Regions from separate parts of the Mus musculus genome. Here all the other regions are linked to region 1. The links are chromatin loops, found by intact Hi-C in ENCODE. Cell type or tissue: gastrocnemius. All regions are shown on one strand. Each heading gives the region's core, and the rest is flanking DNA. Links, peaks and the distances in the headings are about the cores only. Region 1 holds the start of Aasdh (aminoadipate-semialdehyde dehydrogenase). Region 2 holds the start of Srp72 (signal recognition particle 72). Region 3 overlaps Paics (phosphoribosylaminoimidazole carboxylase, phosphoribosylaminoribosylaminoimidazole, succinocarboxamide synthetase). Region 4 holds the start of Noa1 (nitric oxide associated 1).

What was found. Peaks named below come from ENCODE experiments on the same cell type or tissue, not always from the same donor. Only the 100,000 strongest peaks of a DNase experiment are listed, where the experiment ranks them.
Region 2: a loop joins it to region 1, with 5 times the contacts of the local background. A loop is called at or near these places in 13 of 42 quality-filtered maps.
Region 3: a loop joins it to region 1, with 2.4 times the contacts of the local background. A loop is called at or near these places in 23 of 42 quality-filtered maps.
Region 4: it touches region 1 in a loop (6-fold over the local background); 2 of 42 quality-filtered maps call a loop at or near these places.

What each region holds. Positions count from the first base shown.
Region 1 is chr5:76,902,334-76,910,083 of GRCm38, reverse strand. It overlaps Aasdh (aminoadipate-semialdehyde dehydrogenase), which reads left to right and starts at 4,608. Exons shown (of 16, transcript NM_173765.4): 1 at 4,608-4,661; 2 at 5,704-5,875. In gastrocnemius, for the core only: a CTCF peak has its summit at 4,630; DNase peaks (open chromatin) are centred at 4,576 and 5,164; H3K4me3 peaks cover 1,798 bases; H3K27ac peaks cover 2,220 bases.
Region 2 is chr5:76,970,141-76,977,224 of GRCm38, reverse strand. It overlaps Srp72 (signal recognition particle 72), which reads right to left and starts at 2,524. Exons shown (of 19, transcript NM_025691.1): 1 at 2,393-2,524; 2 at 707-827. The coding sequence starts at 2,501. In gastrocnemius, for the core only: no CTCF peak of the experiment used is centred there; DNase peaks (open chromatin) are centred at 1,287, 2,251 and 2,515; H3K4me3 peaks cover 2,598 bases; H3K27ac peaks cover 2,091 bases.
Region 3 is chr5:76,960,309-76,968,058 of GRCm38, reverse strand. Paics (phosphoribosylaminoimidazole carboxylase, phosphoribosylaminoribosylaminoimidazole, succinocarboxamide synthetase) reads right to left here. Exons shown (of 9, transcript NM_025939.3): 4 at 6,770-6,949; 5 at 6,553-6,666; 6 at 5,549-5,632; 7 at 3,437-3,617; 8 at 1,654-1,812; 9 at 550-1,411. The coding sequence ends at 1,245. Among named protein-coding and RNA genes, the nearest start is that of Srp72, 11 kb to the left of the region's middle. In gastrocnemius, for the core only: a CTCF peak has its summit at 3,207 (motif pointing right); no DNase peak of the experiment used is centred there.
Region 4 is chr5:77,305,857-77,313,606 of GRCm38, reverse strand. Noa1 (nitric oxide associated 1) reads left to right here and starts at 3,521. Exons shown (of 7, transcript NM_019836.3): 1 at 3,521-4,700; 2 at 5,890-6,054; 3 at 7,131-7,333. The coding sequence starts at 3,551. It overlaps Polr2b (polymerase (RNA) II (DNA directed) polypeptide B), which reads right to left and starts at 3,123. Exons shown (of 25, transcript NM_153798.2): 1 at 2,977-3,123; 2 at 384-456. The coding sequence starts at 2,995. In gastrocnemius, for the core only: no CTCF peak of the experiment used is centred there; DNase peaks (open chromatin) are centred at 3,147, 3,459 and 3,991; H3K4me3 peaks cover 3,394 bases; H3K27ac peaks cover 2,205 bases.

The sequences.
Region 1 (7,750 bases), core at 1,549-6,548:
CAAAAACAGCAGGCCTTGTTCTGGCTAGGACCACAGACTATCAGTAAGTTCACAATAAACCGCATTCTGTTCCCTCCTGAGTCTGTTTACCGCTTTACAGTTTCACGAATCTCATCCTGTAACACTTGTTTATGTTGCCAGCAAGGTAAGTCTTAAGTGTGGTGCACATCTGCCATCTCATCTGCTTAAGATGCTGAGGCCCTGGTACCTGGAGTTCAAAATCTGCCCATGCTGTATCAACTGAGACAGCATTGAACAGATAGTGAACTGAGATGCACCCTATTCTGCAAACCTTGATTTTTAGAAAGCTTTAAAATGAGCCGGGCGTGGTGGTGCACGCCTTTGATCCCAGCACTGGGGGGGTGGGAGGGGGTGGGCAGAGGCAGGCGGATTTCTGAGTTCGAGGCTAGCCTGGTCTACAAAGTGAGTTCCAGGACAGCCAGGGCTAGACAGAGAAACCTGTCTAGAAAAACTAAAAAAAAAAGAAAGAAAGAAAGAAAGAAAGAAAGAAAAGTTTTAAAATAGGAACAGGGGGGTGGGGGTGGGGTGGCGGGGAGGGGCTGGAGAGATGGCTCAACAATTAAGAGCACTGACTGCTCTTCCAGAGGTCCGGAGTTCAATTCCCAGCAACCACATGGTGGCTCACAACCATCTGTAATGGGATTTGATGCCCTCTTCTGGTGTGTCTGAAGACAGCTACAATGTACTCATATAAATGAAATAAATCTTTTTTTAAAATGTGGAGAGCCTTTTAGGGTGTTGACATTGGCCAAAGACAAGGAAATGGTCTTCTGGCAGAAATCTGACATTGGCCATGACAAGGAAGTAAGCTTTGGCAAGAATCTAACTTTAGGCTATAATAGGGAATAGTCGGTTAAGGCAGGAATTTTAATCTTAGGATGGAACAAAAGAAGTAGACTTCAGGCAAGACTTTGGGCTTGGGCAAGGAAGTGGGCTCAAGTATTTTGGTTATTATGACAAGGCCTTTTAAACAACTGGAGTGAGTAGTCACGGGACTTTGCTTACTGCCTTGTTAGCTCCTTATTGTACTGCTAGCCCTTAATACTTGCATGTAATTTAAATGGTATAAAAAGCAGATTGAGAAAATTAAATTTGCCTTCAGTTTCAGTATTGACTGGAGTCATGCTACAATGTTGTCTACCCTTTTTTCTTTTTAATCCTCACTCCTGCGCTTGAGAACCTGTTGACTGACTGAGCAGGCTTGGTTAAAATAAAATAAAATAGGAACGGATGATTATGGATTATTACACTCTAGAAAAGTGTCTTTAACATGAGATAGCTCAAAACCAGTAGGAAGAAAAGAAGCAACTGGGAAGGAAAGGGGAAAGCACAAATTACTGAAGGTAGGTGTCTTAATCAGGGTTTCTACTCCTGCACAAACATCATGACCAAGAGGGGAGGAAAGGGTTTATTCAGCTTACAACTTCTAAAGTGCTGTTCATCACCAAAGGAAGTCAGGACTGGAACTCAAGCAGGTCAGGAAGCAGGAGCTGATGAGAGGTCATGTTCCTTACTGGCTTGCTTCCCCTGGCTTGCTCAGCTTGCTTTCTTAACCAAAGACTACCAGCCCAGGGATGCCACCATCCACAGGGGGCCCTCAAGCCTTGATCACTAATTGAGAAAATGCCTTACAGCTGGATCTCATGGAGGCACTTCCCCAACTGAAGCCCTTTCTCTGTGACAGATGGGGAAAGAGGCCATGGATAATCACCATGGCTTCTTCATTCAGAACGAAAGCCTAGTGGCCTTTTCCACTCTACTGACGTGCCCATGGTCAGTCCTGGACATGTCTCTGCTTGTGTGAAGCTTATTTGTTGGAGTTGGCCAATCCAAAATGAGAGGGGGACCCACCCTGTACCACTAAAAATATTTAAATGTTCAGTGAGAGTGGGTGAGGGGGACTTGGTTTTGAAAATCCCCTCTTCACTAGTGAGAGAATGTATATACTCTGTATATACTTTGGCTTTTAATAAAAGATGTTTGCTGTGATTCATTTCCAGTCTTTTAAATTCTTGGGAAATCACTGGGAAAAAAAAACTAAACCAAGCTAAGATCCCTAGATAGAAACTCTTGTGCTAATAGAAAGAAGCTTTGGGTCTGATACAGGCCTATAATCCTGCACTTGGGAGGCTAAGGCAGGAGGTTCTTGAACTTCCAGGTCAACATGGCAATATTGAGAAGAAAATCAAACTACGCTGGAATCAGACATCTGAAGGATGAGGTGTTATGGGTTGGGTTAACGAGTTAAAGAATTCCTTAAATAAAGCCGTGACATACTGAAAGTATTGGAAAAAGCAGTTCACAATGAAAATCTTTTTAAAGTGTAAATTTCAGGCCCTGACTGGAAAAGCTTGACCGCCTACAGGGATAAGGAATTGGGATTCCCCTTTAAAATCAGCCCAGGCCGTTCTGATGTCGTTGACCAGAGACTGGAACAACAGAGCATCGAGTTGAACAGGAGGCTAAAAGGAGAGGTCCACTGGGCAGGTAAAAGACGGTGTTCTGGCTGGGCTAGATAGTTGGCTTAGTGGTTAAGAGCACGGACTGCTCTTCTGAAGATCCTGAGTTCAAATCCCAGAAACCACATGGTGGCTCACTACCATCTGTAATGAGATCTGATGCCCTGATCTGGTGTGTCTGAAGACAGCTACAGTGTACTTAGATATAATAATAAATAAATCTTTTTTTTTTAAAAAAAAAGACGGTGTTCTTTCTAGAGAGAGAAAAGTCAAGTGTGCTGGCTAGTTCTTTGTCAGCCTGACCCAAGCTAGAGTCATGCGGAAAGAGGGAACCTCAACTGAGAAAACACTTCGTCGCATTGGGCATTCTTCTTGCTGCATGACTGATGTGGGCAATGACACCCCTGGGCAGGTGGGCTGCTCTTCCAGAGGGCCCAGGTTTAATTCTCAGTATCCACAGGGTGACTCAACAATTAACTCTGGTTCTAGACAACCTAGTAAGATCATTTTGTGGCCTTGCTCCAGGCACCATGTGTTGCATAAACATGCACTTAAAAGACCTATACACATAAAACAATTTTTAAAAAGGAAAGAAAGAAAAGCAAGCTAAGCAAACCAGTAACCACCATTATTCCAGTCTCTGATTCAGGCCTTGAGTTCCTGTCCTGACTTGTGATAGTGATAGTGCTTTGATAAATCTTGGTTCCCCCAAGTTGCTTTTGGTCATGTTTTATCACAGCAATAGAAAGCTAAGAGAACAAATACAACACTTAAAAAGGTGTTTGGCGAGGCCCATAGTACACAGGAAAATGTGGTTTTCAAACAGGTATTTCCTGCACTGTTTGGAGGGACAGATGAGAAGGCAGATCTGATTCCATGACAGGCTTCAAATTAGCAGTTTAGGAGACTAGGCCTAAGGTCAGGCAAATCAGTTACTAGAAGAAGAAGAAAAAAAAAGGCTTCAGGCAGTTAGTCAGAACTGCCCTGATATCTGAGACTGCCTGGCCACCTAGCCTGAGGTAAGGACAATGGGTCAGCAACAGTTTCCAGACTTCCTCTACAAAGATTTCTAGACTTCCCAGTAACAATGCCTAGAGATAAGTAAGATAAAGCTCTCCTACCCTGGAATTCCAATGTGCTTTCAATGGAGCCTGCGAGCTCATTTGCTTTTACTCTGTGTCTTTGTAATGGGGACGACCCCACCATGCTGAGCTACAGAATAAAACACACTTTGTGTTTACATACTATTTGAGTCCAGGGTGTCATTCTTCATGGACCCTTACAAGCTTCTGTTTTCCAGCAGATAAGGACACACTCCTTTGTTTTTTAAGGCACTGTATGTAGATAGTGCTTAGCCACTTCCACCTCTCCCCCCAACAGGAACCAAGACAAAAATCCCATCTTTCCTCTCTGCGAGGGCACAGTAACTCACCACAGTGGTGACCCTTCCCATTTATTGTAATAATTGTGCCATCGGAAAAACACACATCCAGGCATACAGTGGCTTTAGGGACTGCTGTTGACCTCAGACAGGCCTGGGTTTCCTCATAGGGAAGTGTTGTAAATAGCTGCAAACGCCAGTTAGGAGTTTCATTCTGACAGGGGGCTTCCCTGGCATACTTCACCGCTGCCATGACGGTCGCAACCAATCTTGAGTATGTTCCCAGAAGGTGTGGAGGGGATAAGCCAAATTTACTCGCCAATTAGGCGGTGATTACTTCACTTCAGCCTTTGGGATATTTCTACCCGCACTTTAAGGAACGAGGAGACTCCGGGTCTCGGAGATATGGCTCTGCTGTCAAGGAAGCTCACTGGCCATCCAGAGGTCCCTTCTAGGTCTCCAGCACCCATGTGGTGGCTCACAACCACCTGGGACTATGCTCCAGGGAATCATCGGCCCCTGCAGGCACACGGAACACTCAAATTCACGCAGACGCACAGGCATGTTGCCTGAAGCGTCACCTTCAGCGGCAGGGCTGAATCCGCACGGACCAAACCCGTTGGGCCAAACGCGGCGGAGACCTGTGCGCCACGTCTGGGCGGAGCCCCGTAGGCGAGAGCCCGCCCCCCGACGCTGGAGTGACGTCACGGGCGCCCGAAGATGACGCAGAGGTCCGTTTTACGGCTGCTGAGCGTCTGCGGCTGGGCTAGGAAGTGCACGCCACGCGCTGTCGTGAGAAGGTGGGGCGGGAGAGCGCGGGCGACCCGGGGAGACTTTGTGAGCTGCCGGACCCCAGCTTGGAGCGGCTGTGTGGGTCACCTCGGTCACCTGCTGCGCCACCTCTTAGCGTGGTTCCGAGAGCCAACGAGAGGCTTTTGTGATTGTAATTAAGGTGGCTGCGTGAGAAGTATAAGATGCAGACGGATAATTTACCTATATATATAATGCCCAGTATAGGGAGAACCCTTAAGATCAGGATCTGTTGGTGATTAAATGGCTTTATTTACAGTTGTACATTACCGAGCTGCTAATCTTAAGGCTATAACACGAAATTTGCTTGCTAGGTCATCCCTTTTCATGGCTCACTTGTTTTTCTTTCCTTTTCTTTTTTTTTTTTTTAATTTAAAATTGTGCGTGTGTGCGCGTGCAGCATGGTGAAGAAACAAAAAGGACCTTTCGGAAGTGGGTTCTCTCCTTCCATTATGTGAGTCCCGTGATCACACTTAGGTTTTCTGGTGTGATGGCAAGTTAGTTTCTCCACTGACCCATCTCGATGGCCCAAGTCAGTCTGAAGGGAGGGGAGGGGGACAAAGACAGGGACAGAGACATAAAATTCAATGGCTGACATGAATATCTGGACAAGACTGAATTTTGCCACTGGGAGCTTTTAAATTCAAAGTAGAAAAACTCCTTAATTATAGATTTTGTGTGGTGAGTTTTGTAGCTAGTTATAAAAATGACATTTTAAGAACTAAGTTATAGCCGGGCGTGTTGGCGCACGCCTTTGATCCCAGCACTCAGGAGGCAGAGGCAAGCAGATTTCTGAGTTCGAGGCCAGCCTGATCTACAAAGTGAGTTCCAGGACAGCAAGGGCTACAGAGAAACCCTGTCTCGAAAAAACAAAACAAACAAAAAAAACCTAAGTTATAGTCTTGTTATTCTACTGCTGTGAATTATGTTAGTAGATTATATTTTCTTGTGAGAAAATAGCAGTTACACGTGCTTGCTTTTTAGAGAAAAGGCAGCTTTTAAACAGACTTTTTTTTTTTTTTTTAATTTTAGGTATAGCAGTGTTTTACCTGCATGTATGTAAGTGCACCATGTTCGTGCCTGGTGTCTTCAAAGGCTGTGGGATCAGCCAGAACTGGAACTATGGACTGTATTGAGCTCCCCAGTTGGGTGCTGGTATGGAATCTGTGTCTTCTGAAAGAACAAGGACGGTTTAACTCCTGAGGTACATCCCCAGGTTCAAACTAGATTTTTGTAAAAATATGTATAATACATTAATGTGGAAAATTGGGCGCTTAACAAAATTTATTTGGGTATTCTGTGGTCTTCTGTAGGCAAAAATAGCAGGAGATACTCTACTGCAATAGCCTTTTTTTTTTCTTTTTCTTTCTTTCTTTTTCTTTTCTTCTCTTTTTTTTTTTTTTTTTTTTTTTAAAGATTTATTTATTTATTAGATGTAAGTACACTGTAGTTGTCTTCAGACACTCCAGAAGAGGGCATCAGATCTTGTTACAGATGGTTGTGAGCCACCATGTGGTTGCTGGGATTTGAACTCCGGACCTTCGGAAGAGCAGTCGGGTGCTCTTACCCACTGAGCCATCTCACCAGCCCCTTTTTTTTTTTTGAGACAGGTTTCTCTGTGTAGCCCTGGCTGTCCTGGAACTCACTTTGTAGACCAGACCAGGCTAGCCTCGAACTCAGAAATCTGTCTGCCTCTGCCTCCCGAGTGCTGGGACTAAAGGTGTGTGCCACCACGCCTGGCTACACTTATATCCCAAAATAAACTCATCCCCTATATCCTGTAGAACATACTATATGTAGATCATATGATTTGTTTAATGGCCATTTGTGGAAAATCATCTTTTGTGTACATAAAAGTTAGATTTATGGAAATATTTGTTTAAAAATACCCTAAGTATCAAAATAGTCTTGTTCTTTAAAATTTAATAGTTAGGAATCACATTTCAGTTTTTTTGTATCCTTTTTTGACTTTATGGGTTTAAGAAGGCCTTTTCTTTAACTCAGTTGGATAGTAATTAAATGACAAATTGAAGAGTAATTCTATTCTGAATCAGTAAGTAAACCGCTTAAGTATGAACAGGTAAAGAATTGGAATAATATGACACTTGATAAATCTTATTTTTCTCTGATATATGTTAATAGGATTCAGAGGAAAGTCTCCTTTGCCTTCAAGGAAACTAGGAGTTACCATATTTTTGTTAGCATTGATCCCTAGTGGTTTTTTTGTTTGCAGTTTTTTTGAGACAGAATCTCTGTGTGTAACCCTGGCTGTTCAGGTACTCTTTATATAGACCAGGTTGGTCTTACAGAGGTCCACCTGCCTCTGCTGGGATTAAAGGTGTGCTCCATCATGCCTGTTTTGTTTTGTTTTGTTTTTTTTGGGGGGGGGTTCTTTTTTTTTTTCTTTTATGTGAATGTCACATCCTTCCCACATATTTAAGTGTGATCCAGTGTTCATTGACTGTTGTCAAATTGCTTTTTTTTAATGTCATTGCTTTCAGCAAAGTTGCCACAGGTATTTTGTAAGTTTAGAGCTTCAGTTATATATCTATGCTACAGATTTTGTTTGTTTTAGTGACACAACGTACTGCTGTTACCAAAGGTACAATAGGAGATCATTTATTCTGAGCCAAATATGAGTGATCAGGTTTCAGGACCACAGATTTAGGTTACCCTAAAAATCATATCCCAAGGTAGAAGCAGGTCTATGAACTTGTACAGTTGAAAGACAAAGGACAGTAAAATATCAAGGCTTTTCAAATACATTGGTGAGAATTAGGTGGATTCCAGCAAATCAAGGGAAGTTTTCTTATAGGTTTGGGGTGGGATCAGATGATGTTTGTAGCTCTGGGCGTGGTGGGAGCTAAGGTGCTTATCCTCACAGATGCTTCAGGTGACAGCCACAAGGACATTGGGTGGACACAGGTAGGCAGTAAGCCTGCTTTCAGGAGAATCCAAGGTAGTTGATCTTTGAGTATGCAATATCCCCAATACCTAGTCTCCCGCACTTTCACCAGTCAGCTGTGCAGAACCTTAAATAGACAGCTCTTATCTGGGCACTTCCTTTCAGTTCATTGTT
Region 2 (7,084 bases), core at 1-5,000, 69 kb before region 1:
TGTCTCTTGCATGCTGGATTACAAGCATAAATTGTTTATGTAACTCGTTTCACATTTACATTCTGCATTCTTTTATGTTTTACCCCCTTCTTAGCAGTTCAAAAGAAAGACAGCTCAGCTGGGCGTGGTGGCGCACACTTTTAATCCCAGCAGTTGGGAGGCAGAGGCAGGCGGATTTCTGAGTTCGAGGCCAGCCTGGTCTACAAAGTGAGTTCCAGGATAGCCAGGGCTACACAGAGAAACCCTGTCTCAAAAAACCAAAAAAAAAAAAAAAAATAGACAGACAGACAGACAGCTCTGGAAATTGTGGCACATCCCATCATTCAGGAGGCTGAAGCAGGACTGCACAGTTTAAAACCAGCTTGCGCTACATAGTGAGTTCCAGGCCAGCAAGGATTAGATCAAACAAACACACAAATGCAAAACAAGAAAAACCCAAGAAAACAGAAAACAAGTAAAGAAAAAAAAAAAAACACAAACAAAATAAAATTCTGAAATTCTTCCAACAGTCCAGCAGAAAGGAACCAAGATCACTACTTTGTCTTCCAACTTCAGAAAGACCAACGAAAAAGGAAAGAGAAGCAGGCCAAAGGTAAAGCGCAGAAGAGAGCAATGGGAGGTGAGCAATGGGCGAGGTGATAGCGATGGCCAAAGTATTTCCAATGACAGTAACTAACAATAACGACAGCAACTAACAGTCACTTACTTGGCTAACACTTTGGTGTGAGTATTGATGACATTCAAGGCTTCTTTGAAACTTCCATTCTGGATAAGGCAAACTACTTTACAGTGCAGGGCAGTGACATCATCCTTGTTGATCTGCAATACTAGAGAACAGTGTTTAGGAGAGCCATTTCTAAATCCATTCCTCTTGCACACTTTTACTAAATACAGACGAGAATCCAGCTTGCCTAACGAATGTGAGGCCCACAGTCTAATCTTCAGCACTGTAAAGCAAACAAAAAGTACAATGTAGGGCTGGAGAGATGGCTCAGTGGTTAAGAGCAACGACTGCTCTTCCGAAGGTCCTGAGTTCAAATCCCAGCAACCACATGGTGGCTCACAACCACTCGTAATGAGATCTGATGCCCTCTTCTGGTGCATCTGAAGTCAGCTACAGTGTACTTAGATATAATAATAAATAAATCTTTTGTTAAAAAAAAAGTACAATGTAGACATGATTTATCTTTAGAGTGTTCTAAAGAAATATTCAAAATTTCCCTTTCCCATAAAGAGATCAAAGGGAAATACAAAGAACTCAGGCGGCCACGGCTCTATGCCAACAGCGTGTCAAGTGTCAAAATGACTAGGACCATGGTTCCCCTCGCTCCTAGTCAACCACAGGAATCCAATTCTCACTTTACGAGTCGTCGAAGGGACTTCTAGAAATTAATAGACAGGGCTGAAGGGACAGTCTTGGCTGATCAAAGAAGTGCTACAGAGTTTTATACCGATACTAAATATTGGTTGTAGGCCCACTGAAGGGCTAAAGTGAATTCAAGTAAGTTTGGCAATCATCAATTCTAATTAGTAGCTGTCTTCCTTAATGCACTGTGGCCACTGTCACTACTTTTATAGGAACTCAGGAACCCGAAGGTTTAAAGTGTATATTACTGTGATAGCCTTTATGTAACTGGGGCTTTGTACAGCTGAAGGGTTTCATAGTTACATCACCAAACCTGACACACACAGGTGTATCTACTGTACAAAATATAGCACGGCCATATTACAGGCACATAGTGATGAATAACAACTTATGGAATCTCATACTGAAGGCAACTAAAATTTGAAATTATAACTTATGGGGGCTAAAAATGCAGGTTAGTTTCCTTACGTTATTTTAAATGTTGGGACGCTCACTCACTCACTCTCTGGCTAAACACTACGGGGAAGACTTTGTGCGTGGAAATGAATAACGACTTGATATTCACACCTTTCCAATCTGCAACGCTTCCACCTTGTCTGCAACAGAGCGGATGCTACGTGTCCAGACAGGTTTCCTTCCCCGGCCCCAGCCCCAGTCAACAAGTTTCCTCCATGACACTGTCCTGATCCCTTCACTCAAGATGAACGAAGAAAAGTCAATCTGACATCTTTGCAAAATCCCGCCGCGGAGACGACACGAAAAACATTTTGGGAAGCGGTTCCGGACGCCATGGTCTCTTTAAGTCCCCCCTCCCCCTCGCGCCCGGTCTCGCGGGGACAGAGGGAAGTACACGTGGCCTTAAGCGACCGAGCTCGGGCCGCCGGTGGCCGTGGGACAGCGACCCGCCCCCGGGCTTGGGGCCGAGCCTGAGGACGCAGCGATCCCCCTCCGCGCTGTGCCGAGGGGTCGCACGCTCGACCCAGGAGATGTCCTCCTCCCGACAACCCGGGCCGCCGGGACACTTACTCTTGTTGACAGTCTTGAGGGCACGCGTGAAGTCGCTGTTCTGCCCATAACGGTTCACCTCACTCCACAGCGCAGGGACTGACACCCCACCACTGCCGCCGCTCGCCATCTTGGAGGAGGTGGGGGTGAGGTGGGGGAGGGGGGTGGGAGGAGCAGGGCGACCTCTGCCCCGGAAGAGGATCTCGAAGTTGGCTCGGCGAAGGAGGAAGTTGATGGTTGCTAGGCGGCCGGGAGTCGCGAGCTGGTCTGTCCCAGAGCTAGCGTCAGAAATCGGTTTTTAATTTTTTCTGTCTTGCGGCAAGACATTTGTTTGCCTGACGCCCTTACTCCTAATCCAAAGGTGACTGGAGGTAGGAGGGGTCAGATTCAGAAGGCGCTCGCCGAAACTGTTAGCCCCAAGCCGCCGGCATTCTGGGGAGACCCCTGTGCTCCGACTGTGGCCGGGCGACAGTCTTTGGGAGAGAAAACTCCCGGTTCTTCGGGTGGTAGGAGGGGTACCTAATTTAAGGAACCGTAGAGAGGCTCTTGAAGGCGGCAGGTAGAGCCACAGCTGCTCATGGGTGCTTCGGGATTGCCATTTTAGGACACGAGCGGTGATTAGAACCTGGGACTAAATCTAGAAGTGAAGATAGGTCTGGGACTGACAAAAATACAGTGAACGGCACTGTTTAACCTCCCTTTGAGATCTAGTTTCAGGAGCAGTGTGGGCTGGAAGCCCGAGGAGATGAGAAGGACCAGGTTCTGAGGTGAGTATATTGACTTAGGTAGATGTCATACAATAAACTACGTCCTGGAGGCCTTCCTTAATGTACTTTAAGGAAACCTGTTCTTGCAGCCTAGCCAGTACACATTCTGCTTCCAAGGCTCGACTTCCTTGTGGAGAAGACCCGTGCATACTATGTAAGTGGTCTTAGCATTCAGCTACACCCTCTACAAGATTACACCATCTACAAGGCTCTCTATTCCTGAGTATTGATCCTTAAGTCCCCTCTCTTTGAACGACCTATAGTCCTAAGACCAGAGACCTTATTTACTTTGCTTACTACCTGGGAGACCTGAACCAAACCTTCCTTCACTTCCCCTAGACTCAACCTAATGTTCTCTTAATGTTGCTACTTAGGTTTTAAACCACCTATCTACTTCCTGTTTCTTGCCTGAGTCAAGTGCTGAAACGCTAGCTGATTGTCATATGTGTGGTCAGTATGATACATCAGACTGAACTTAAAAGAGTTTCTTTTGGGTCATGATTTCATAGATTTCAGCCACAGTAGGTTGGCTTTGTTGCTTTGGAACCTCAGTGAGGTGCTTCATCATGATGGAAATCATGTCGTAGTGGCCCTAAGCCGCTCACCTAATGGTTACTGGGAAGGAAGAAGCTGGAGAAGCCACAGACAAAATGTCAAGTTTTTAAAAAGTACACTCACGCTAGGCACCATCTCCTACAGCTGTGACCCCGCCAGGGGGGTTACAAATTAGATATTTAAATTACTATTCATAGCAATAGCAAATTTAGTTATGAAAGTAGCAACAAAATAATTCTATGGTGGTGGCTGTGGGGTCACCACAACATGAAGAACTGTATTAATGGGTCATGGCATTAGGAAGGTTGAGAACCACTGGCCTAGACGTTCCACCACCTTTAAACAGTGCCAAAGGAGCCTTGACAAAACACCCAAGACCCCAACTATAGTGTATTTCCCAGCTGCTGAACATGCAGTCGTCTATTAAATCACCCAGTGCTGTGTCCCCATCTTTGGGAATTTGCACTTTTATTCATTCAGTGAGTATCTCAGTGCTATGTGCATGCCTGTACTAGGAATTTACAGTTGCTGAGGTAAATAAGATGTCCAGTGTCCTTGGATTATGTATTTCCTAGTTAGATGAGATAGACAATAAACAACAATATACTAAGTGGTGGTAAGTTCTCTGAGGAACTGAGGATGACAATTGAGACTGGAGACCTAGTTTTTGTTTTTCTTTAAAGATCAGAAAGTCTGAGTATCTGCATCTGTCTTAGGTGCTGGCAGAGCCTCTCAAACGACAGCCATACCAGGCTCCTGCCTGCAAGAACATCTCGGCATCTGCAATAATGTCAGGGTTTGGTGTTTGCTGATGGGATGGATCCCAAGGTGGGGCAGTCTCTGGATGGCCTTTCCTTCAGTCTGCTCCATTTTTGTCTGTGTTTCTGTTAGACAGGAACAATTCTGGGTTAAAATTTTTGAGATGGGTGGGTGGCAGACCGCAACTAGGGGCCATGTCTATCTACTGGAGGTGGTCTCTTCAGGTTCTATCTCCCCACTGTTGGGCATTTTAGCTAAGGTATCCCCATTGGGTCCTGGGAGCCTTTCCCATCCCTATCATCTGGGACTTTCTAGTGGTTCCCCTCTACCCCCAACTGCTACATATTACTATTCATTCTCCTGGCCCTCTGGACTGCTCTCCTGTCTCTTCAAATACCTGGTCCACACCCCCCCTTCCCTCTGCCATCCAGGCCCCTCCCTCCCTCTGCCTCCCATGATTATTTTGTTTCTCCTTCTAAGTGGTATGAAGCATCCACACTTTGGCCTTCCTTCTTGTTAAGCTTCATGTGGTCTGTGAGTTGTTTTGTGGTTATTCTGAGCTTTTGGGCTAATATCCACTCATCAGTGAGTACATACAGGTATGTCCCCTTGGGTCTAGATGTACATACCTCGCTCAGGATATTTTCTAGTTCCATCCATTTGTCTGCAAAATTCTCGAAGTTCTCATTTTTAATAGCTGAGTAGTACTCCATTGTGTAAATGGATACATTTTCTGTATCTACTCTTCCATTGAGGGACATCTGGGTTGTTTCTAGCTTCTGGGTATCTTTGAACATAGTGGATGGAGCATGTGTCCTCATGATATGGTGGAGTATCTTTTTGGGTATATGCCTAGGGATGGTATGACTGGGTCTTCAGGAAGAACTATTTCCAATTTTCTGAGGAACAACAGCCAGATTGATTTCCAAACTGGTTGTACCAGCTTGCAATCCCACCAGCTATGGAAGAGTGTTGCTCTTTCTCCCTGTCCTCACCAGCATCTGCTGTTACTTGGGTTTTTAATCTTAGACATTCTGATTGGTGAATAAGTTGGGGAGAACACCCCCCTTTTTTTTTTTTTTTTTTTTTTTTTTTTGGTTTTTTGAGACAGGGTTTCTCTGTATATCTCTGTATAGCCCTGGCTGTCCTGGAACTCACTTTGTAGACCAGGCTGGCCTCGAACTCAGAAATCTGCCTGCCTCTGCCTCCCAAGTGCTGGGATTAAAGGTGTGCGCCACCATGCTCGGCTTTTTTTTTTTCCTTCCTTTTTTTTTTTTTTTTTTTTTGAGAACCCCTCTTAAAGGCAGAGGGGAGGCACATGGACTGGGGAGGCTCGAGAAGGGAACATTTGAAATGTAAACATAATAATAATAGATCAGAAAGTCTGTCAAAAGTACTGTGTCATTATTCCATATTATGATCATTTAAAGGACTGAAGTTCAAGTTCCTCTTTCTCCACATCTTCACCAGCATCTGCTGTTGCCTCAATTATCTTAGCCATTCTGACTGGTGTGAGGTGGAATCTCAGGGTTGTTTTGATTTGCATTTTCCTGATGATTAAGGATGTTGAACATTTTTTCAGGTGCTTCTCAGCCATTTGGTATTCCTCAGGTGAGAATTCTTTGTTTAGCTCTGAGCCCCATTTTTTAATGGGGTTATTTGAATTTCTGGGAGTCCAGCTTCTTGAGCTCTTTGTATATATTGCATATTAGTCCCCTATCAGATTTAGGATTGGTAAAATCCTTTCCCAATCTGTTGGTGGCCTTTTTGTCTTATTGACAGTATCTTTTGCCTTACAGAAGCCCCCATAATCAGACATCAAACCCAGAAACTATTGCATATGCCAGCAGGATTTTGCTGAAGGGACCCTGGTATAGCTGTCTCCTGTGAGGCTATGCCAGTGCCTGGCAAATACAGAAGTGGATGCTCATAGTCAATGGAACACAGGGTCCCCAATGGAGAAGCTAGAGAAAGCACCCAAGGAGCTGAAGGGGTCTGCAAACCTATAGGTGAAACAACATGAACTAACCAGTACCCCCAGAGCTCGTGGCTCTAGCTGCATATGTAGCAGATGGCCTAGTCGGCCATCACTGGGTAAAGAGGCCCCTTGGTATTGCAAATTTTATATGCCCTAGTACAGGGGAATGCCAGGGCCAAGAAGTGGGAGTAGGTTGGTAGGGAAGCAGGGCAGGGGGGAGGCTATAGGGAACTTTCGGGATAGCATTTGAAATGTATATAAAGAAAATATCTAATAAAATAAAAAAAAATAAAGGACTGAAGTTCTAATTCAGTGGTAGCCATTTAACTAGCATGCACAAGGCCATAGATTCAAATACTTGTTGGGTGGAAGAATCTCACAAAACACAAAAATCAACAAAAAACGAACACACACACAAAACCACAAACCCAAACCCACCGAAATCCCCAAACACTACAAAGAATTATTTAATGTTTTGAAATGGTCTGACCCCACATATGTTATAGGTTGTATTTGTGGAAGGTCTCCAAGGGAAAGAGAAGCCATGGTGAGGGTACACGCTCGCACGCGCGCGCGCACGCACACGCACACACACACACACACACACACACACACAGGATTGATTAGCCTGACAGCTAGAGAAGCTAAGAAATC
Region 3 (7,750 bases), core at 1,145-6,144, 58 kb before region 1:
AGAGGTCACTTCCCAAAAGCAGGAACTTGACAAGTATAGCAAAGGAGGGGGAAACACTGTCAGATCTATAGCTCTTTATGAAACACAGAATTTGGATTCCCCAAAACATCGGCTCCTACAGAAGCGAATCTGGCCCATTGTTCGGATATACACTAGCAAACCAATCAGCCCATCACACTCACCCACTCCTTAACTATGATTACAAACTAGAGACTCAATTTCTTAAAATGGTGGCAGGATGGTGACTGCAGGTGTGGCAAATGTCTTACCAGAGAGGCACCTACCAATCCTAGCTAAGCAGTGTTTACTCCATCCTTCCCTGGAATGGCTTTATCCCACGTACGACTGCCCTACTGCCCAAAGACCTCAGGAAAGAGACCTGGCGAGCACCTTTCTTCTACCTCTAATCTCAACCTTTTGAAAACAAAAAAACCAGGGTTAAAGCATGGGCAAGGTCTCCTCAACACTGTAAAAACAAACCCCAACAAAGCACAAATACATCCATCAACTTAGATAATGACTTAGAATGTATAGACCACACAGCGAGAATATATTGTTATACACAAGTATTTTAATTTTCAATGTATCAACTCAGTTCAAGCATTATCTACTGATTAACAACAACAAAAAATGCTATTACTCTTTTTAAAAAGTTTACTTTTTAAAATTGTGTGTGTTGGGTGGGGGAATGTAATAGTATTTGAAAGCAGGTGCATGAGGAAGCCATGGGGTCAGATCCCCTGATTTAAAGGGTATTTATTGTGAAACAGTCTACAGAGATGCTGGGAAGCAAATTCAGGTCGTCTGCAAGAGAGCCACACTGGTTCTTCATAGTGGTTCAGACAGCAGACACATTGTTCCAGTTCCATAGTTACATATTTACCCAACAGTGACTATACAGAGCGTGAGAATAAATTTAGTAGTGTCATGCCAATTTTACTAGCTAGAAAGATTCCCTCCACGGCAAGTTGAGTCTCAATACACAGCTCAGGGTGGCCCTGAACTTAAGAGGTCCTGCTGCTGCCTCAGCCTCTGGAGTGCTAAGGTTACAGGGACATATCACTTTGTAGAGCTAGAAATATTAGTAATATCCACTGACAATGTGCCAACTCATAAACACTGAGTAACATTTGTTCATTAGTAACTAAATTGTTTTCTCTTATGTGAAATCATTTTGCTTGACTTTTTTCTTTAAATCCAAACTAGGACTACGTAACTTTTCTCCTAAAAATTAAATTGCTTCTTTACAAATTGCATTGTCTGACCTTCTTATCAGCCTGCTTTAAGGATATCCACGTGTTTAATATGCTCGCTCGAAGTTTGGCCCACACCAAATGATTGTTTAACCCAAATATCTGAGCAGCAAACTGAGCTGATCCTTCTGGAGAAAGTATAGTTGAACAGCCAATACCTATTGGATCAGAAAAGAAAAAGACAGAAAAATGAGTTGGCAGCTTAAAAATTAAAAAAGATGATAATAAACCCAAATCTTATTTCTTAGAGATGCGTACTTAAGCATCTAAGTATAAAATAATTTAAAAACATAAGATCTGATTTAAAATAGTAGGCTGTAGTTAAAATATATAGTCAGACATTGAGATTGTACCTTGAAATTTTGGGCACACACAGCACTAAAAATTTTCAAGGTCTTACCACTGGGCAGTCGAAGAGATGACCACACATCCTGAGCGCCCCAGTCTGGTGTGATCGGGGGACAGCTGATAACCGGATATGCAGTATTGCCAGACAGCACTGGGCCTAGACCATTGCTTCTGCCCGCCACAGAGACAAATACAGTAGGTATGCCATCCCCTAAGGAAAGTATAAGATGGTCAGGTCCTTTATAACAAAACAGTGCGGGGCAGGTGAGACTGCAGTGGATAAGGGGTGTTTGCTGTCAAACCTGGTGACCTGTGTGACCTGTGGAACCCATACGGTAGGAGAGAATCAACTCTTGCAATTGGTACATGCATCTGTACACACATACAATAAAAACAAAACAAGCTAGGCAGAACAGGCCTGATGATCTTTGAGATCTGTTATATAAGAAATGTCATGAGGTCAGTGAGGAAATGGCTGGTTCATAGCTCCCTTCTGCTATTACTGCTTAGATTCAGTAAAAAAAAAAAAAAAAAAAAAAAAAAAAAAGAATTTCACCAACTAAACAGCTACCCTCATGTTGAGTTGTCCTTAAGTGGTGCTGGTAGACTCATTTAATAGTAATTAGAGATTTTGTGGATACTTCCTAAATTATAGTCTCTAGGAGCTGGGATTTCTGCAGTATAGCACCCGCAGTCCAAGTGCTTAGCATGCTTGAGGCTCCAGGCTCAATAAACTGCAGTATCAAACACCAACACCAAACGTGCATATACACACTTCAAATTCTCTAACAGCCTTGACATACAGAGGGCCTTACTCTGTAGCCCAGGCTCACTTTGAATTTACAATAGTCCTCCTGTTTTACTTTCCCAAACTGTGATACCCACTTCTGGTTCTATGTGGTAGTGGGTATTGAGTCCTGGGTTTCTTACATGCTAAATAAGCATTTTACCAACTGAGTTACACTCTATCTTCAGTCCGCCTAAAATTATATATTTTTTTTATTTTTTACTGGCAAAGAATCCAAACATTCATTAGCTTATTAAAAGGATCTGAAGTTTCAAGAGAATCAAACGTCATTTTTTCTTGTTTAGAACCGTTTTTTTTTGTTTTTTGTTTTTTTTGTGAACAAGTTCCAGTCGTTTAGATCAATGATATCCTATCATTTATTTGATGTGCTATCTACTGAAACTAAAGCTTGCTTATATGCTTCTAAGAAATCTGACCAGATACTAGAGAGGCTCTGCTGCTTCAGCCTCCTGCAGCTGAGTGAGGGCCTTCTTCTCCGTCGGAGCACACGAGAAACAATGCTAAGGAGTACTGCTTGTTAGACAAGGAGACCACCCCTCCTCACAGGTCTAGTCTGTTTTCTAAGGTTTTACATGTATGGGTGCTTTGCCTCCATGCTGTGTCTATGCACATGTGTGCAGTGAGCCACAGATGGCTGTATATGTTATGTCACTAAGCCATGTTTAAAAAGATTATTTTAAAAGATTATATGTGTGCCCACATGATTTTATGCATGCAGGTGACCATGAGGCCACAAGATGTCTGATCTCCTGAACCTGCAGCTCCAGGCAGTTGTGCGATGCCTGGTGTGGCATCCAGCTGAGGGCGCTCTCCAGCTTCTCTATCCCTGCATTTAAGTGTCCCCCTTGTCCCTTCATAGGCTTCTACAGTGTCCCTTCTGAAGATAAGTGTAAGAAATGTATAGCATGAAACATAGAAATAAATACGGGGAAAGCTCATTTAAGCATTATTGTTCAAAAATATGTTATTTGAAAATCTTTTACCCAAATCAGAACTACCCAAAATTCTCTAGGCATTTAAAGTTTACCTTCATATTCTGCTTTAATCCTCAAAGTCTCATCTGGTCCTTTATGCGCAGATGTTACTCTAAGTTCACATGGAATCCCAAAATTTCCACAAGCCTTCTTAATTTTCTCACAGTGACCAAGGTCAGAGGTGGAGCCCATCAGCACTACCACCCTGCACTGACTGTCTGACTTGAGAAGCAACTGGAAAAGAAAAACAGGACTATGAGAGATGGGTGACAGTTTATCTGTGTGTATGTGTGTGCGTGAGGGTGTTGAGCCTGGACGCTTTAGTGGAAAATGACCTTCAGTTCCTGATACTCTTGCCTCAAGTACCAGACAAATGGCTTTCCTTTTTCCTTACCTTCTCTTTCCCTTTTTGAAAGTGTCTCCAACAGCCCAGACTGACCTGACAGGCACTCACAGGTAACCGAGGATGGCCTTCAACTTTTGATGCTCCCAATAGCTGGGGTCTCAGGCTCGTGCCACCCCACTTTGTTCTATGCAGTTGTGGGCAATCAAGCCCAGGTTCCCCCCCCCCGCCCCCCCCCCTGTTTTTCGAGACAGGGTTTCTCTGTGTAGCCCTGGCAGCTGGCCTGGAACTGAGAAATCTGCCTCCCGAGTGCAGGGACTAAAGGTGTGCGCTACCACGCCCGGCTAAACCCAGCACTTCTTTCATGCTAGGCAGGCACTTACAAACTGAGCTACACCTCAGCACCTGTATGTTTTTGTTTTGTTTTCTTAGACATTATGTACTGCAGGCTGGCTTCAACCTCAGAGATACGCCTTATCTACCTTCCAAGTGCTAGGATTAAAAGCCTGTGCCATCATGCACAGCTGATATTTTCTTTCTCAGCAGACCAAAATTAAGCTGTGCAAAACAGATCATTAAAAACAAAATAAAAACACCACCACCACCACTCACTATGCACAAACCTACAATCCCAACACCAAGGAGGCAGGTCAACCTGGTCTCCATAGTGAGGCCCTGTCTCAAAAAAACCAAGAACATATCCCACCCCCTACCCCCAGCTCTATCTCTAGGCCTCTTAATATTCCGAACAGTAACAAAGTATACCGCGCCACTTTCTTTACTTTCTGTTGAACCTTTAAGACATAAGTCAACCAAATTAGGTTATCAACTTGTTAGTTGGCTTTTTGAACAGTAAATATAACTAAGTTGGAAATACTTGTCTATGAAATGATTATGATTCATATGAGTCATGTTCAACTCTCAAGGGTTCAAAGTGGTAATATCCTAGAAATTTAGGTGAAGCACAGAGGTTAGACACAGAATCCCAGGTCTCACACTAGCACCTGGGAACAGCATGCTTCACTTGGTGGCAGAGAGTTCCGGTCCACCAGTAAGTAGACTGCTGTGGTCATTCCTAAAGGTGACACTTTTGTTCAAAATCACTGAAAACAGGATGTAAAAGGCCTCTCTCGCTTTATTCTTTTCTTTATTTCAGCCAGTTTCAGTTAATCAGGTTGCACTCTGGCCTGGAACTTGAAACCCTTCATGGCTTGGCCTCCAGAATAGCTAACATTGTCGGTAAGCTCCATCACACCTGGTTTGAAACATTTTTCAGTTTTGCTGTGTGTGTACAAATGTGTAGAGGGGACACCCTCAGATGGTCCTCAGCTTTCCTTTCCCTTACATTCTTTTTCTACTTGTTTTCATGAATGTACATGTGCACAAATGTGGAGGTCAAAGAGCTTTTGTAGACTCGGCCTTTTCCTTTCAGTTTTAAGGATCTGTGTTCTGGGATTGTACCAAGGCATCAGGATCGTGTAGTAAGTGATTTAAACTAAGCCACTCTCGGTCGGCCACATCCATCCATCTTGCTTCCTCCCTTCCTTTCTTTTTGGCTTGGAATTTGCCAAGTTTGCTGACTAACGCTGACTAACAAGAGCGGGTCAGGGGATCCTCCTGCCTCGAAAGGCACAACCTTGGGCTCACACACGCCTGCCAGTACGTCTGGTATTTCCTTTGTTGTTTTTTCATGGGTACTAGAAAATCAAAGCCAGGCCTTCGTTTTTGTAAGGCAAGGAAACACTTTACCACCTAATGAGCCAACTGCGCAGTCCAATGATGTCATGAAAGAAAATACACGATGTTATTACAGAAGAATTACCTCCACTCGGTCTGCAACCCACTCAAAGTTTTTCTTTACCATCTGGAGTCCTTCTGGAGTTACTTCTTTGAGATCACGGTAAGACTAGAAGATAAAACAAAGTTTAAAAAATTACTTTCTCCTGCTATCTTAAAACATGTTTCCTTCAAGTCAAGATTATGACGCGTAGTATAATGAGATGCATCTGAAAATGCACCTTGACGTTCAAATGCTTTTTCAATGGGAAAGTACAATAGCAAAGTAAGTAAGTTTCATTTAAGGTCAAATGCTTTATTAGCAAAGTAACTGACTTAAGAACTAACATGTATACATATAGACAGGATTTTGCCTTGATTTTGTTAGAACTAAAGCCCCTTGTGGCCCTTAGCCTTGATGTTGTGAGGCTACAACATCAGATAAACACAGCCACTTGCTCTTTTACTGTTTTAGAATCTGAAGATGGTAAATACAAAGGAGATTTTTGTTCACTTCTGCTTTTTTGGTCCTGAAGGAGGAATCCAGGGCCTTGTATGTGGTAAAGAAGTGCTTGCCATTGGGTTGTATCTCCAGCAGAGAAATAATTTGTTTTTTCAAAAAAGCCTTATTTTTGCATGTATGCTGTAGCTGTCTTCAGACACATCAGAAGAAGCCATTACAGATGGTTGTGAGCCACCTTGTGTTTGCTGGGAACTGAACTCAGGACCTCTGGAAGAGCAAGCAGTCAAGTGTTCTTAACCGCTGAGCCATATCTGCAGCCCAAGAAATGACTTTTAAAGCTATCAATTAAGACTACTATCCTAAGCCGGGCGTGGTGACGCACGCCTTTAAGCCCAGCACTTGGGAGGCAGAGGCAGGCGGATTTCTGAGTTCGAGGCCAGCCTGGTCTATAAAGTGAGTTCCAGGACAGCCAGGGCTATACAAAGAAACACTGTCTTGAAAAACAAAAACAAACAACAAAAAGAGACTACTATCCTCCCCCCTTCACCTCTATCACAGCTTGATAAATAAGCTCGAATACCACATACCTGTTTGTCCTTCTGCTGGCTCCGATCTCCCGATGGCCATAGTCTCCAGGAATCATTATCAATGACATCAGCAAGAACAATCTCTTTGGTGGTTACATCAACACCAAATTCAATCTAGAAGCAGCACATTGCCAAGGAAATGATTTGAAAATGACACAGTACTAAAGACATTTCTTAGTTACAATGTTCACTTTTATGTCACCTATTTTATTAATACCTTCATATCAACCAGCGTACAGTCCTGGGGCAGCCAGGATTTCTCCAGAATTTCAAAAATAGCTTGTGTGGCATGACTCATGATGTCCACTTCAGTCTGCCCTATAACAAGGCCAGCAAAACAGAATTTTGCAGCAATGAGTTGCTCCTCAGACCACTGTGGATCATTATTGGCATCGTCCTAAGAATAAAGCATAGCAGTACAGTTCACTGAAATCTGGGCCTTTTAACTTTCCAGAAAAAAAAAAAAAGTGCTTTCCTTTAAATACATATTCCTAAGAATTGCTATTTTAAATCTAATTTTCTCCCAGAATATTCTATGATTCAAGTAATTATTAATTAAAGTCTACTTTAAATTTTTATTTTTTATGTGCCTGTATGTATATGTTGTGCTACACGTGTGGAGAGGAGACCAAGTTCTGGCTCTGGAAGAGTAGCAAGTGCTGCAGTACCACTCCATACCACTCCGTACCACTCCAGCCCCAATTTGACTACTCAAAAAGACAAAAACAAAAACCCTTATTACTTTTTTGTCTTTCTAGGTCTATGTGTGTTTTGTCCTCACATATCCCATCTCTGCTCCACGTGCGTGCCTGTTGCCTGTGGAGGCAGGAAGACTGTAGTGCACATCTGGAACTACTAGACAGCTGTGTTTGTGAACAGTCATGCGGTGCTAGGGCTCCTTGAACCTTGAACAAGTGCTCTTGCATGACGAGCCACCTCTCCAGCCTCAACTGTTTACTTTTAATTATTCTTAAGGTATTAGATGAGTCACTGAATCTAGGTAATGAAATAATTCATTCAAATCTGCCCTCTCCCTGCAAAGCCGTTTCTTATGTGTTTGAATGTCTTGCTTACATGCATGTGTCACATGCATACAGTTTGAAAAGTGTCAATAGTGTATTTCTAATCATGTAGCTGTATATATAATTATATATACTATATAATATATACATTATATATATGATGTACATATATTATA
Region 4 (7,750 bases), core at 1,666-6,665, 400 kb before region 1:
CAAACAACAAGAAGCACACAAGCAAATCGTATGAGGTCAATATTTAAGGCTTCAATGAAGTGCATAAATGAATTTTTTAGCTTTTCTCTAAGGTGGAAATACTTTAAATAAATACAGCCAGTCATGGTGAGGTGCCCCTCTAATCCTAGCACTCAGAAGGCTGAAGCAAGAGGTTCAAACCAGCCCAGACTGCAGCAAGTTCCACAGCATCCAGCGCTGCATACAGTACTGTCTGCATAAAACAAAGCCAGCCCTGTAAGTAACTAATAGATGCTACATCCATTAGCAAGCACAGAGAAGACCAAGGTCTATCCAGAAGGAAAAGAACAACAGGACCAGACCTTCTAGTATCGACTAAAGCCTGTGCCATTCGGTCGAGTTACCTGATCACGATCCAGCATGCTTCCTGCCACAGATCCGGAGTGATCTCATCGTCGTCTTCATCATATTGCATGTCTGCAAAAACAAAACACTATGCTCACTGGCCCTGACATGCCACGAGTTCACAGTCACCTCCATGAAGTAAATAGCACTCTGCTAAATAAAAGGCAACCACGTCACCCGACTTTCCTAGAATTTCAGACAATTAATGTCATATGCCTATGTCATATTAATATTCTTCCTATATAGAGTTTTTACAACAAAGGTTCGGTTAAGTTGTGAGAATTTATAATTTCTGTCTGCTCAAGAAAAATCCATGTACTAAGAGCTAAGCAGGAGCAAGATCCTCTGACCAGTAAGGCCTCATAGACAACAATGAGAGGGAAAATTGTTTAACTTAGCAACACCCTGGGGTGGTCTATGACTTCAACATTTCATACATTTATATATGCATATTTCAAATGTATGATATATACATGCATGTACATGTGTGTGTGTATATATATATATATATATACACACTATGCATATATGTATAGTATATATGTATTATATATATATGGGTTTTTGGGGTTTTTTTTGAGACAGGATCTCACTATGTAGTCTAGCTACAAGAACTGGCCTTAAACTTACAGAGATCCTCCTGCCTCTGCCTCTCAACCTATGACTAAAGACATGTGCCAACATGCCTGGCCTTTTCCAAAGATTCCCAACCCTCTTCTTTGTGATCTTGCCCCTCCTATCAAGATAAGGAGTCAGCCAGGCATGCTGGTGCACACCTGCCGTTCCAGCACTCAGGAGGCAAGAAGTAGAAGGATCACCATAAATGACAGGCCAGTCTGAGAGACACGATGAGCCCCTGTCTCAAAAAGAAACAAAGATAAAGGGTCTATACATCCTCTCCATGGGTTTTCATAATTTTCAACTCTCCAGTAAAGCCTGCGGCTAGAATGAGGTCACATGGTTTCAGGACAAGGTCAGAAAAAGCACTGCAATTCTGACTTGTTTGCTCTGAAGGCCAGAACTGTCACTAAAAAGCTTCTAATACTTTCCCAATGCTCGCTGATAATGCCAAACTGTAAGAGCCACTTACAGACATTCCAGTCAGAAATCCCACAGATTTTCTCAAGGTTTACTTTTATTTTATGCATATGATCTTTATGCCTACATGCACGCATGGGCTCCGGATATGTACTATTGGATCTCCTAGATTCATGCACAGCACGTTCTGGGAACCAAACCCAAGTCCTCTGCAAGAATGAGCGACAAGTACTCTTAACTGCTGAGCCATCTCTCCAGCCCCCTTGATTCAGAAACTCTGAAAGAGAGTCAACTCATGCCCACCATGCCCTGTACAGCTTTCCAAATAGTATGACCTTCCCCCACCCCCTCCATGCCTAAGACTGACTGCAGAGCATGGCCCACACTAGGCAGTACGAGCACCAGGCTACATCTCCAGTCCAGTAAGAAAGCTTCGTTTGAGCATCACGCTCCTGTTAAAAGTATCTGAAGAGTGAAATATGCTCTACAGAAATATATAGTCTGAGGGCCATGAACCTGAATTCAAACTCCAGGACCTCTATGGTACACCCCATGAGTGCGCCCACATTCATACATATGCACAAAATAAATAAATGTCATATGGTTTTAAAGCTCCTAAATTTCCTTCAAGTAAGAATAACTTTAAAAAGAATATAACGATTCTAATAGATTCTAATGAGGTATGAATGGGTCTGAGACATTGAAGCAATTTTAAAAGTTAAAGCGTTTGCTTCTATTGTTTCCATGAGAAAAGGGGGAGGGAGGGGAATGCATAGGACAGCCACAAAGTTGGGAGCTGGAATAAAATGATTTTTGATCAGAGAAAAGGGAGCTTAAAAAAAACACACACACAACATGAAAATAAAATGGGTAGGACTAAGAAGTGTTCATACAAAAAGTAAAAAGCCATTTTGTCCTCGTGAAAATGGAAAACATACCATCCTAGAACTGTCATCTCGTGGGAAGTGACCGCTTAAGGCCATCTTTTAAGGCAGTTTACTTAAACTGAAGACAGTGTGAAGGAATGTCAACCCAGAACCCGTTCTTTGTCCCTAATACGTCCAGAGTTTAACAATGTCTAACACAAGGACGTGGTCAAAAATTGAGCTTCCTGGGCCTAGAAATATGGCTCAGAAGCAGAGTATGTGCAGACAGGCCCTGGGTTCAATTCCCTGTGCCGTTTAATAATAATAATAATAATAATAATAATAATAATAGCTATTCAATAAGTCGACTGAAATGATAAATGAAATCAATCAACATCAAACAACTAAATGTTAGTTAATAAGCTACGCTATGTCGATTCTGGAAGGTGGTTACAGATTTAACGGGAGGCCGTGTAGGGAGCAATCAAGCCGACCCAGGAACGTGAACCCCGAGCCTGCACCGCTAGCAAAGCCCACTTCGTTCCCGGGCTAAATCGTAGGAACCAGGCTGCCGGGAGCCCGCGCGCCACGGACGGGATGCGGCGGCTGGCGCTGATCCCTGCTGCAGGTCCCCCGCCGTCCCGCCTAAGGGGCTATAGCGTGAAGCGTGCCTCAAGCGGTCACTTACCCTCGTCGGCGTCATACATCTTGGCCAAAGGTTTCTGGAGCTCTTACTCGGAATCGCAAAGCTGGAGACGGGAAGCGCGGCGGCAAACTCAAGAGTGCGATACCAAGCAATGTCCGTCTCCGACGTTCCCAGAATCCTCGGCGTCTCAGCGAGGGGGCGGGGTGTGAGGCTTGCGCCTGCGCAGACGACTGGCAAAGGGTCTGGCTGGACTTGAACTACGCATGCGCGAGTGATGACTAGCTGGCTGCCGCTGAGGACAGACGGCTCCTTAGCCAGAAGTTAGGTTACGCTAATGAAAGTTTCTTGCTGCGTGTTTTGATTTGTTTGAAGATTTATGAAAGAAATGGCTCCGCGTGTGGACTGAGCACTGGAGAACCTTCTGCTCACCCAGCTCTATCGAGTCCGTGCCTTTGCACGTCTGCCTGAACTCTCGAGTTTCAGAGCTGTCATCGCGAGAGTGCGAGAATCGGCCGCACTGTTGGACAGTTCCCTCTCGTCTAGTCGCTGGGGGAGGAACTTCTCGGACGCGAGCGCGCGTGCGCGCGCGAGGCCCCGCCCTCCTCGCGCTGTCCACATGCTGCCCGCGCGCCTGGCTTGCGGGCTGCTCTGCGGGCTCCGGCGGGGCCCCGCGCCGGCCGCTGCGTGCTACGGCCCAGCACGGTGGCTTCTGGAGGGGAAGTGTGAGGTCCCCATCCGCCAGCGTGCATCATCCTTGGGCCGTCGGGTTCCCCCGAGCTCCACGGCGACCGAGGACTATGCAGAAGGCCCGGACACGGAGGAACGCTTTCTGTTCCCGGAGTACGTCCCGGAGCGGACCCCGGAGGAACAAGTGCGGGAGTTGCAGGAGCTGCGGGAGTTGCAGCAGCTGCAGCAGGAGAAGGAACGAGAGAGATTGCAGCAGCGGGAGGAGCGGCTTCAGCAGAAGCTGCGGGCGGGCTTCCGGACGCTGCCTGTCCCGGAGTTTCCAGACGCCTCGGTGCCGCCCAGCGGCATCTACTGCTCGGGCTGCGGAGCCGAGCTGCACTGCCAGCATCCCGGCCTGCCGGGCTACCTGCCGGAGGAGAAGTTCCGCGACGCTGCCCAGGCGGAAGGCGGCCCGGCGCGGACCGTGTGCCAACGCTGCTGGCTGCTGGTGCACCACGGACGAGCCCTGCGCCTGCAGGTAAGCCGCGATCAGTACCTGGAGCTTGTGAGCGCAGCGCTGCGGCGTCCCGGGCCGGCTCTGGTGCTCTATATGGTGAATCTTCTAGACCTGCCGGACGCCCTGCTGCCCGACCTGCCCAAGCTGGTGGGCCCCAAGCAACTCATCGTGCTGGGGAACAAAGTGGACCTGCTGCCCCAGGACGCTCCCGGCTACTTGAAGCGGCTGCGGAAGCGGCTGTGGGACGATTGCATCCGCGCCGGGCTCGTGGTGGCTCCTGGTCATCAAGGACCACAGTACCCTGCCGGGGATGAGCCACTGGAGGAGATAAAGAATCAGAATCCGTCCTCCAGGTCCCGCACGGTAGTCAAGGACGTGCGACTGATCAGCGCCAAGACGGGCTATGGAGTTGAAGAAATGATCTCTGCTCTTCAGCGCTCCTGGCGCTACCGTGGTGATGTCTACCTGGTGGGCACCACTAATGCTGGCAAGTCCACTCTCTTTAACACACTCCTGGAGTCTGATTACTGCACCGCCAAGGGCTCCGAAGCCATCGACCGGGCCACCATCTCCCCCTGGCCAGGTGAGGCCCCATTGCTGAGAAATTAGATTTGACCCAGGCACCTAGTACATATCCTTAAATGTCCACCTTGAGCTGCCTGGAGCCGTCCCTTTAAAATGTCTTTCCTCTCTTTGGACATACCTCTTGTGACAGGTTAGTGTTTGGAAGTTCGATGCATGTTTGGTTTTCTAATAGAGATGTTTCTAGAGGGACTGGGGCTAAAGTGCTTGCCTAGCATGCACGAAACCTGAGTTAGTCTACCGCATCCAAAAGGATGTGCGGTGGCAAACTCCTGTATCCCCAGCATTAGGGAGGTGGAGGCAGGAGGAGATCAAAGCCATTCTCAGCTACATCGTTGGAGGCTACCATGGGATCCATAAACAAAATAAACTTTTCTTTTTACTCTAAGACCCCTTACCCCCCAATCTTACTCTTCATTCACCCCCTGAATTGACTTATTCTTGGACTGTAACACATATAAAAGAGCTGATACAGTATGGTGTGGGGAGATATCTCAAGAAGAAAGGACAGTTTTCTGAGAAACTAACAGCTTGGCATGGTGACACTGTTATCAGGGCTCTAGGGAGGCAGAGCCTGAGGCTGCCATGCAAGAGCCTGTCTCAAGGAAAAAGCTGAGGAAGGAGGAGGGGAAACATGCATACTTGGAGAGCTATAGTCTTAGGAATTAGGTTGTGTTCCCTTGAAACCAGAGTTTAACTCCGTTAGCTACCCTTTGGCACTGAGTATTTAAAGCTGTCTATGTACCTTGGGTGTACTACAGCAGTGCACAGTCATGACGTCTTTGGGAGTCAACCCTCTCACTGGGATTGCCTAAGACCATCAGAAAGCACAGTTATTTACAACTTATAACAATAGCAAAATTACAGTTATGAAGTAGCAACGAAGGATAATTTTGTGATTGGGGGTTATCACAACATGAGGAACCATGTTATCTAAATGGTCACAGCATTAGAAAAGTTGAGCACCACTGATATAGACGATAAGTAGGAAAGCAGGGGTAAAATGGACTTGCAAATTTTGTATCTAAATTCTCAGCCTACGAACCAGTCACCAGGCCTGTTTTCTCATTTGTAAAGGGTATGGAATAATTACATAGCAGTTGTCATGAAGATTAAAGGAAATAAATCAGAAATGTTTGGGTTTCTTCTCTCACATTCTTTTTGAAAAACATACTCTTTTGGTATTTCAGGCACCACATTAAACCTCCTGAAGTTTCCTATTTGCAACCCGACTCCTTACAGAATGTTCAAAAGACAAAGAAGGCTTCAAGAAGATGCGACCAAAGCTGAGGAAGATCTTAGTGAGGAAGAACAAAGTCAGCTCAATCAACTGAAAAAGCACGGCTACATAGTAGGTACGTATCCTTCCTCTACATAGTAGGTATGCATCCTTCCTCTACATAGCCATTTTCCCAGGAAGAGGCTTCCTTCCCTATTCTGGAATGTAGGCTTTTTGTAGGAAAGGTTACTATTGTTTGGAAACCCAAACTAGCAACGGCAGTAAAGGTCTTTGACGAAGTTCTCCATCTCTTTGTTATCTTTCCTGTGATTTCATTAATGAAAAAGAAAAAGGGATTTTTTTACCACCTGACAGAAAATATACACAGCCTGAAACAAGACCGACCGGAGAGAATGACCCACATTATCTTCTAAAAAGAAGACAAAAGTATTGTCATAGCCACAGTCTCATAGTCATACACATAGTTAGTTTGAGTGACTTATTTAAGGCAAACATAAAAGATGTCTTCAGAGCCCAGCCTAGTGGTGTGGTGTACACCTTTAGTCCCAGCACTTGGGAGGCAAAGGCAAGCAGACCTCAATGATGTCAAGGCCAGCCTCTTCTACATAGAGAATTCCAGGGTAGCCAGAGCTACAGAGTGAGACCCTTTCTCTGCAGGGGTAGGTCTTCAGGGATGTCAGGTACATACCTGGAATCACAACACTTAGGAGATTTAAAACAAAAACAAAACAACAGAAAAACAGAACTCAGTTTCATAGTGATTTTGAGGCAAGTCTGAACTACATGAGATCTTTTCCAGAATACAAACAACAACCAAGATAAATACACACATGTGTATGTTTACATACATATATGTATGATCTGTTTCCTATCACTGTAGAAGCTGAGGAGAGAAAATCGCAAGTTTAATACCATCATGAACTGTGTATAGAGAACCCATCTCAAATTTGTTTCTTGGGGCTGGAGGGATGATGGCTCAGTATTTGGAGCACTAAAAGCTCTTCCAGGGGACCCAGGTTCAATTCCCAGCACCCACATGGCAGCTCACAACTGTCTGTACCTCCCAAGATCTGACACCCTCTTCCAGACATACATTCAGGCACAACACTAATGCATGTAATTTTTTTTTCTTATGACCCAAAATCAAAGCATTAAAGGAGTGTCTGATAACCTCTGTTTAACCTGTTGTAGGAAGAGTTGGAAGAACATTCTCGTACTCCAGAGAACAGGACGAAGTTCCCTTTGAGTTTGATGCCGACTCCCTGGCCTTTGACATGGGAAGTGAACCAGTTGTGTCTGTGTGCAAAAGCACCAAGCAAATAGAGCTAACCCCAGAGGACGTGAAAGACGCCCACTGGTTTTATGACACCCCTGGAATTACAAAAGAAAGCTGTGTATGTATTTGTTTTATTTTAGAAACATTTATTTTTAATATTAGAAGTATTTTCTTAACTGCAGAAAACAAGCAAAGAGTTGTGCTTCCAATATTAAAACTTGGTTCTGATTTCTTCATGAAAACAGTTCACGGATGAATGTATATGCGGTCAAATTCTGTATTTACTCTGTTGACATCGCTGTAGGCAAACTACATTATTAACTTTGTAGTTGCTACCTTAGGGAGGCATGTTATAAGTTCCTGTATTTTAAGGCTAGAAATTACAGATATTGCGATCCAGCCTCCTAGTCTGTGCTTGAATTTGCTTGAGGACATATCAATCAGACATTGTATAGTTTGAACTGTGAGTTAGGACAACTTATTGGGGCGATTTCGTGTGAACTCCCAGGGTATTCAGCTATTGTTTGCCTGCTCT